Linked DNA regions of Homo sapiens: region 2 is linked to region 1. A link is an interaction called in ENCODE POLR2A ChIA-PET data of the cell type or tissue named here. Cell type or tissue: GM12878. All regions are shown on one strand. Links, peaks and the distances in the headings refer to the core of each region. The heading gives the core; the rest is flanking DNA. Region 1 overlaps MECOM (MDS1 and EVI1 complex locus). Region 2 overlaps MECOM (MDS1 and EVI1 complex locus).

Region 1 (2,918 bases), core at 148-2,647:
TCATTCTTAATTACAAGTCATCATTTTAATACCATATCTCAAAGATCTGCCCCAACTGGAATTCCCACTGGGCACTGATAGTTTTCATTTGTTTCTTCTTTTTGTTATTGTTTGGTGGTGGGAAGAGAAATGTAAAGTACAACTCTTGAGATCATGTTCTGAATCAGGAATTTATAGACTGGAGGGAATATGCTATCTCTCTCCTTAAAAATTCAACTCTAACACTTCATGCATAGATATCAAGTACTTCATTACATTTCCAGTCACTGTGAAATAACAGTTTCTTTTACCTCCACCACGATCTTATTAGAGAAAAAAAAAGCAACTAAAAAAAAGGGGTCTAAATCTCACAGTCTGTACTTCCCTTACAGGCTGCTTACAAAGTTCTCATGATGAAACTAAGACACACTGGGGCGTGTACTCGCCTGTGTCATTCACCATGGGGAGGAGCACTGCAGAGCTCTGTTACAGGGGAGCTTAACCCACGTTCTTTTTTTTTTTTTTTTTTTTTGAGACGGAGTCTCGCTCTGTGGCCCAGGCTGGAATGCAGCGGTGCAATCCGGGCTCACTGTAAGCTCCACCTTCCGGGTTCAAGCCATTCTCCTGCCTCAGCCTCCCGAGTAGCTGGGACCTGTACAGGCGCCCGCCACCACGCCCGGCTAATTTTTTGTATATTTAGTAGAGACGGGGTGTCACCGTGTTAGCCAGAATGGTCTCGATCTCCTGACCTCGTGATCCGCCCGCCTCGGCCTCCCAAAGTGCTGGGATTACGGGCGTGAGCCACCGCGCCCGGCAACCCACCTTCTAACAAGATGAAGTCATGCATCGAGAAGTCAGTGCTCATTGTCTCCTTGGCAGTTCATCTTACTAAAAACCATCAGCTGGACTGAAGAAAGGAACTCATATTAACCTACTCTGAGCAGACTCTTGATTTTTTATTTCTGGTGAATAACACTGTGATATGTTACATGTTTTAGCTCTCAATGACCGAAACATTTAAAATTGATAGGCCTTTTAAATCTATGGCCACGAAGCAGGGACTTGCCAATATTTCTAATGGAAGTCTCCAAAAGTACATAACAATACATATATTGACTTCTTGTTTCAAGGAGTATCAAGATTAATTGTTCCTGTAAAGGTAAATAAATATTGACAGAGGTTTCACTTTGGTCCATATTTTCCACTTGGGTCAATAAATCTTGGTATTCACCTCAACTCGAATCAGTATCAGGTGATTATTAATTCATGGTATACTCGACTAGCAGCCAAAACTACAACTTAACATATAGAACACAGTCCTGCAGACCAATTTATGTTTAAATAAATACATGGAGTGAAAAACCATTGTTTTATTTTTATTTTTATTTTTTTTTTTTTTTTGCCCAGAAACCCGCATTTTATTGACAGTCATTTTCCCACAGAGAATCTTAGAAAGATGTCGCATTTTCTTTTAATGAATGAGAGAAGCCCACTTGTATCCCTGAATCATTGAGAAAAGCAACAGATACAACTGACAGTCACACTTTTTAAAATCAAACAGTCACTACCTTCAGCCCACACCTCCACACCCGCATCTGCCTCCCCAATGGCTGTCAGTTCGGTAAAGTCACCCTCTCCTTCTACTCTGGTATTACCACGAGAATTGAAATTTTTAAGCAGAAAAAAAAAGAAGTCAAGTTACAAATAAATGAGTGGCGAACCAAGGGAAGCCCTTTGACTATGATTTCCAATTTTCTGTTCAATCCACACTGCAGAGATACAAGGATAAACCACCATTTTGGTTCCCAAGTTTTATTCAAGAACTCATACAAAATTTTCCAGATAAATGAAATTTAATCCTCGTCTTCCTCCTCTTCTTCGTCCTGGTTAATCTGGAAGTAACGTAATTCGTAACTCTCTTTGCTGTTAGCAACTACGCGCAACCAGTCACGTAGATTATTCTTCTTCAAATATTTTTTGGTGAGATATTTCAAATACCTTTTGGAGAAAGGCACCTCGGATGTCACGGTGATCTTGCTCTTGCTCCTTTCGATGGTCACCACCCCTCCACCAAGGTTCCCAGCTTTTCCGTTCACTTTGATCCTTTCTTGCAAAAACTGCTCAAAATTGGCAGCATCCATGATTCTACAGGGTGGGTGCAATCAAGAGTGAACTTCAGAACTTGCTTCTTTTTTTTGCCCCCAAAACCATTGTTTTATATAACTAATGGAAAGTACAACCTATAGCTACCAGGCATTTAAAATAATCTATTGTTATTCTGTTATATTTCAATTTCTCTAGTAAACAAAAAGTGATTCTTTTTATCTCACAATTCAACATTTTGCTTTGCCCAATCCCATTACTGCTTGCACTTATTGATGAGCTTTGTAAATATGTGAATGTTTATAACAGAAAGAAAGGATGAAGAACAAAGGAAGGAGAAATTTTAAAAAGAAACAAAAGAGAAAAAAGAAAGAAAGAGGAGATAAAGAAGAGGGCTAAAGAAAATATTGGTTAGAAGAATTGAGAGACATAAAAAATATGGAAGGTAAAAGGTAACAAACTTAGGGAGAAAAAAATTTAAATATCACAGCTGATTAGTGTGTACTTCCATAAATTTCAGCAAAAGATATTTATTTCTTTCCAATATTCTTTTCCATTTAAAAAGATGCTCTGCCCAATTCTAATGACTTAAACATCATAAATATTCTAGTTTTCCATTCAAGATTTAAAATGCAATTAGCTATTAACTTATATAAACACCTCAAAGAAATTTTAAAGAAAATTTATTTTACACAGTAAATTTAGGAGCAGTTGATTAAAGTTTTCAGGGATTGAGACATCTCAGCTAATAATGGAAATAATAATTAAATATTAACAACAGATGGATGTTTCACATGAAATTATGGCACTTTTATTTCCTATGAAGGCACACTAAC
Region 2 (2,918 bases), core at 202-2,701, 99 kb after region 1:
CTCATGGAGGCTGGGAGAGACTCTCATTCAAGTGTGAGTAATTAATTAAGTTAGTAAGTAAGCAGAGAGAAAAGTCATAGACATTACCACAGAATTAAATCAAGTTGCCCCAAATGACTTGTAAATTTAAGAGCAGATTGTGTGTTCTCTAGAAATCAATATAGAGTCATCACATTTTGAGATTTCCTGTTGTTAAATTGTGTTTTGTTTTGTTTTGTTTTTGCAAAATGTCGTATTGACAACTAGAGGCTTCCTTGACATTTACCCCACGTGATACTGGAAATATCTGTTCATCAATCTTAAAGCCACTGTAACCAGCCAAATATTGTGGTGACAGGATGTAATCCATGTTTCAAGTCTCCTAGGAACCCAAATCCAACACCAACACCAACACCAGAATGTGGCTTGAAGAAGATTCTGAAGGAAAATAAGAAACCATCACTCAGACCTCTTTGGAAATCCCTTATAGCATCATAACACAGAGGCTATGCTCACATAGTGAACAGGTCTTCAGAAAAGCAGTAATGATTCAAAACAAAATGAAACAAGAAAAGGAGCACCGAATCTCTGATATTCCATATTGTCCAAATGAGTCCTGGGAAAGATGGTTTTCTTCTTATCTCTGATCTTCAGATTCCTTAATGTCCATCTTTATAGCACTATTATCGATAAGTTCTTCTTTACCTACTGCTTCCATAATCAAAAGTTGACCTCCCAGGTGGCAAAAAAAAGCAGTTCCTCCACCATCAAACCCTACCTAATGGGCCTAATCAGCTCCTACCATGATAGTCTTTATTTTCTTCTTTCTTGCTTTCTGCCTTTTTTTTTCTTTTTTAATTACTGAAGACTCTTGTTTTGGAGAAACCCCTAATTGCTTCATTTTGAGATGTTATGTTTAACCTCAGGAAATGGTGCTATAAGACCTGGCAAACAGCTTTCTGGTTGTTTCAATCAGTACCAGATTATGAGGTCCAGCCGGGTAAGAACTCTATTCATTTTCTTGCCCTGTCATCTTGATCTTATTTGAATGTCTGGGGAGCTGGAGGTGCTTAGCTGGCCCTGGATTTCAGGACTGGGGGTGGGAGTACCAGGGAGAGCTATGCGATGTGTTAGAGACACTGAAAGTTTTCATTTTGACTCCTTAATGAGAGCGACCTTTGACACAGGCTGATGAGTTCCATGCCTGTCCTGGTGTGCTTTTTGAAAACATTTGACACTGGTCACAGGTCTGACAGGGATATGACTAATGAAGTCGTGGTATAAAAATAATGGGCTGCAATTGCAAGTCATTTGCATGAAACCAAACTCCTTAAAAACTTGTCTCTGTTCACTTTCTGTTTTCTAAATGAGTCAATAATATGAATCAGATGGGTTGAAGGGAATAGACTCCCAAATATTCCTTCTATAAGTTTGGTAAATTAGTTGGCATTTGGTGCAATTTTTGTTGCCTTGAGGCCTGGTTTAAATTGGACTGTAGTTACTAAATTGCTAGGGCGATTGCAGAATGTGTAGGATAATGCATAATACCTTGTTTTTCTTAAGCGTTTCGTCAGAGAGCTTCTTGTGAGGTCAAGGGGCCCAGGCAGCGCTTTGCAGAAAATATCAAGCGAGAGTAGATGAAGAAGAAATATAAGGAGGTTGTGGGGGAGGGAGAAAGGAAAGGACTAAATAAAAGAAAGGAAAAAAAGAGAATAAATGTAGAAAGAAGAAATAAAACAAATAAAAAAGAGGGCAACATGGATTGGGGTCCAAAAACACAAAAGGACAGGAACAGGAGGAAAAAGAGGGAGATGGGGAAAAACGGGAAAATGAACGCAGAGTGGTTAAAGAAAATGGGGAATAGAAGAAAATTTTTAAAGGGAGAACCCTAAAAGAAGAAGCTACCATGTTGACTTCAGTTTATCCTGTCAAACTGTGTATTATTTATCCTCACACAGGTTAAGTATCCACTAAACAAAACTCTGGGCTAATAGCAGCTCACAGCTCACACACTAGGGCCAATCCTTCCCTTCCTTTGTCTCTGCACAACCCTGCCAAAGTTCCTGATGTTTCATCCTTTCACCTGTAGCTAAAAACACCTTCAGAGAAGGTTTTAGCAAAACTTCTGAAATTACATTTGACCAGCTGCGTCAGGAAGCAGCAGCCAGGAGGAGGCACATTGTACAAGTTCCTTCCTAGAGCCTTCCTCCTGTGGGACTGACTATTCATGATTTAAACACTTAGGGTTTTCTTTATGATTTGTCAGTTTCAGCACATCTATTTGGAACTTTGTTTTGCTTACTGGTATATACGACAAAACGAAATATCATGTGTTCCCAAACTTAAATAAAAAGAAATACAAATGATTTACAGATATACACACATAGAACAAATGAATAAAGGAAAGGTTACATGGCACAGAGGAAATTGTACAAGAGGTTTGGAAATGAACCAGCTCCAGTTGCTCTGTGACCTTGGGAAATTGTCTTAATCTCACTGAGCCTCAGTTTCTTCAATCACAAAATGAAGGATTAAAAGATTGTTTTACAAAGTACTAGCAAAGTACCTGGCACACCATGAGTAGCTAAAATGAATGAATGAGCAGGCAGAGTAGTAATACTCTCTTTTGTGCCTGCCTTTCAAGGAAGTATTTCTCACCTACCATTCATACATAAAGAAATCAATAATAATTCTACTTATATCCCTCGATAACACTGAAAATCCAGGATAAAACATGCATAGACTCCATAAACTAACCGCATTGCATCTGTTGGGGTTGTACATTCTACTCCCAAAAACCTGAAATCCAAACAACTAACAAAGTGAAACATGTTGTCCTCTCTCTCCCCCTCTATCTCTCGCTTTCCCTCCCTCTCTCTTTCTCTTCCTGTAGAACTGCCCATCACATTCCAAATCTCCACTTAAATGCTTGGATTAGT

What was found. ChIA-PET counts read pairs that join two places held together with the same protein. Peaks named below come from ENCODE experiments on the same cell type or tissue, not always from the same donor. Only the 100,000 strongest peaks of a DNase experiment are listed, where the experiment ranks them.
Region 2: POLR2A ChIA-PET joins it to region 1 with 5 read pairs; 2 of 35 experiments call an interaction of 5 or more read pairs at or near these places.

What each region holds. Positions count from the first base shown.
Region 1 is chr3:169,481,839-169,484,756 of GRCh38, forward strand. The region is part of intron 1 of MECOM (MDS1 and EVI1 complex locus); the gene reads right to left. It also overlaps the pseudogene RPL22P1. Among named protein-coding and RNA genes, the nearest start is that of MECOM-AS1, 35 kb to the left of the region's middle. RefSeq lists an enhancer at 717-1,217. In GM12878, for the core only: no CTCF peak of the experiment used is centred there; no DNase peak of the experiment used is centred there.
Region 2 is chr3:169,580,630-169,583,547 of GRCh38, forward strand. All of the region lies in intron 1 of MECOM (MDS1 and EVI1 complex locus), which reads right to left. Among named protein-coding and RNA genes, the nearest start is that of MECOM, 82 kb to the right of the region's middle. In GM12878, for the core only: no CTCF peak of the experiment used is centred there; a DNase peak (open chromatin) is centred at 1,282.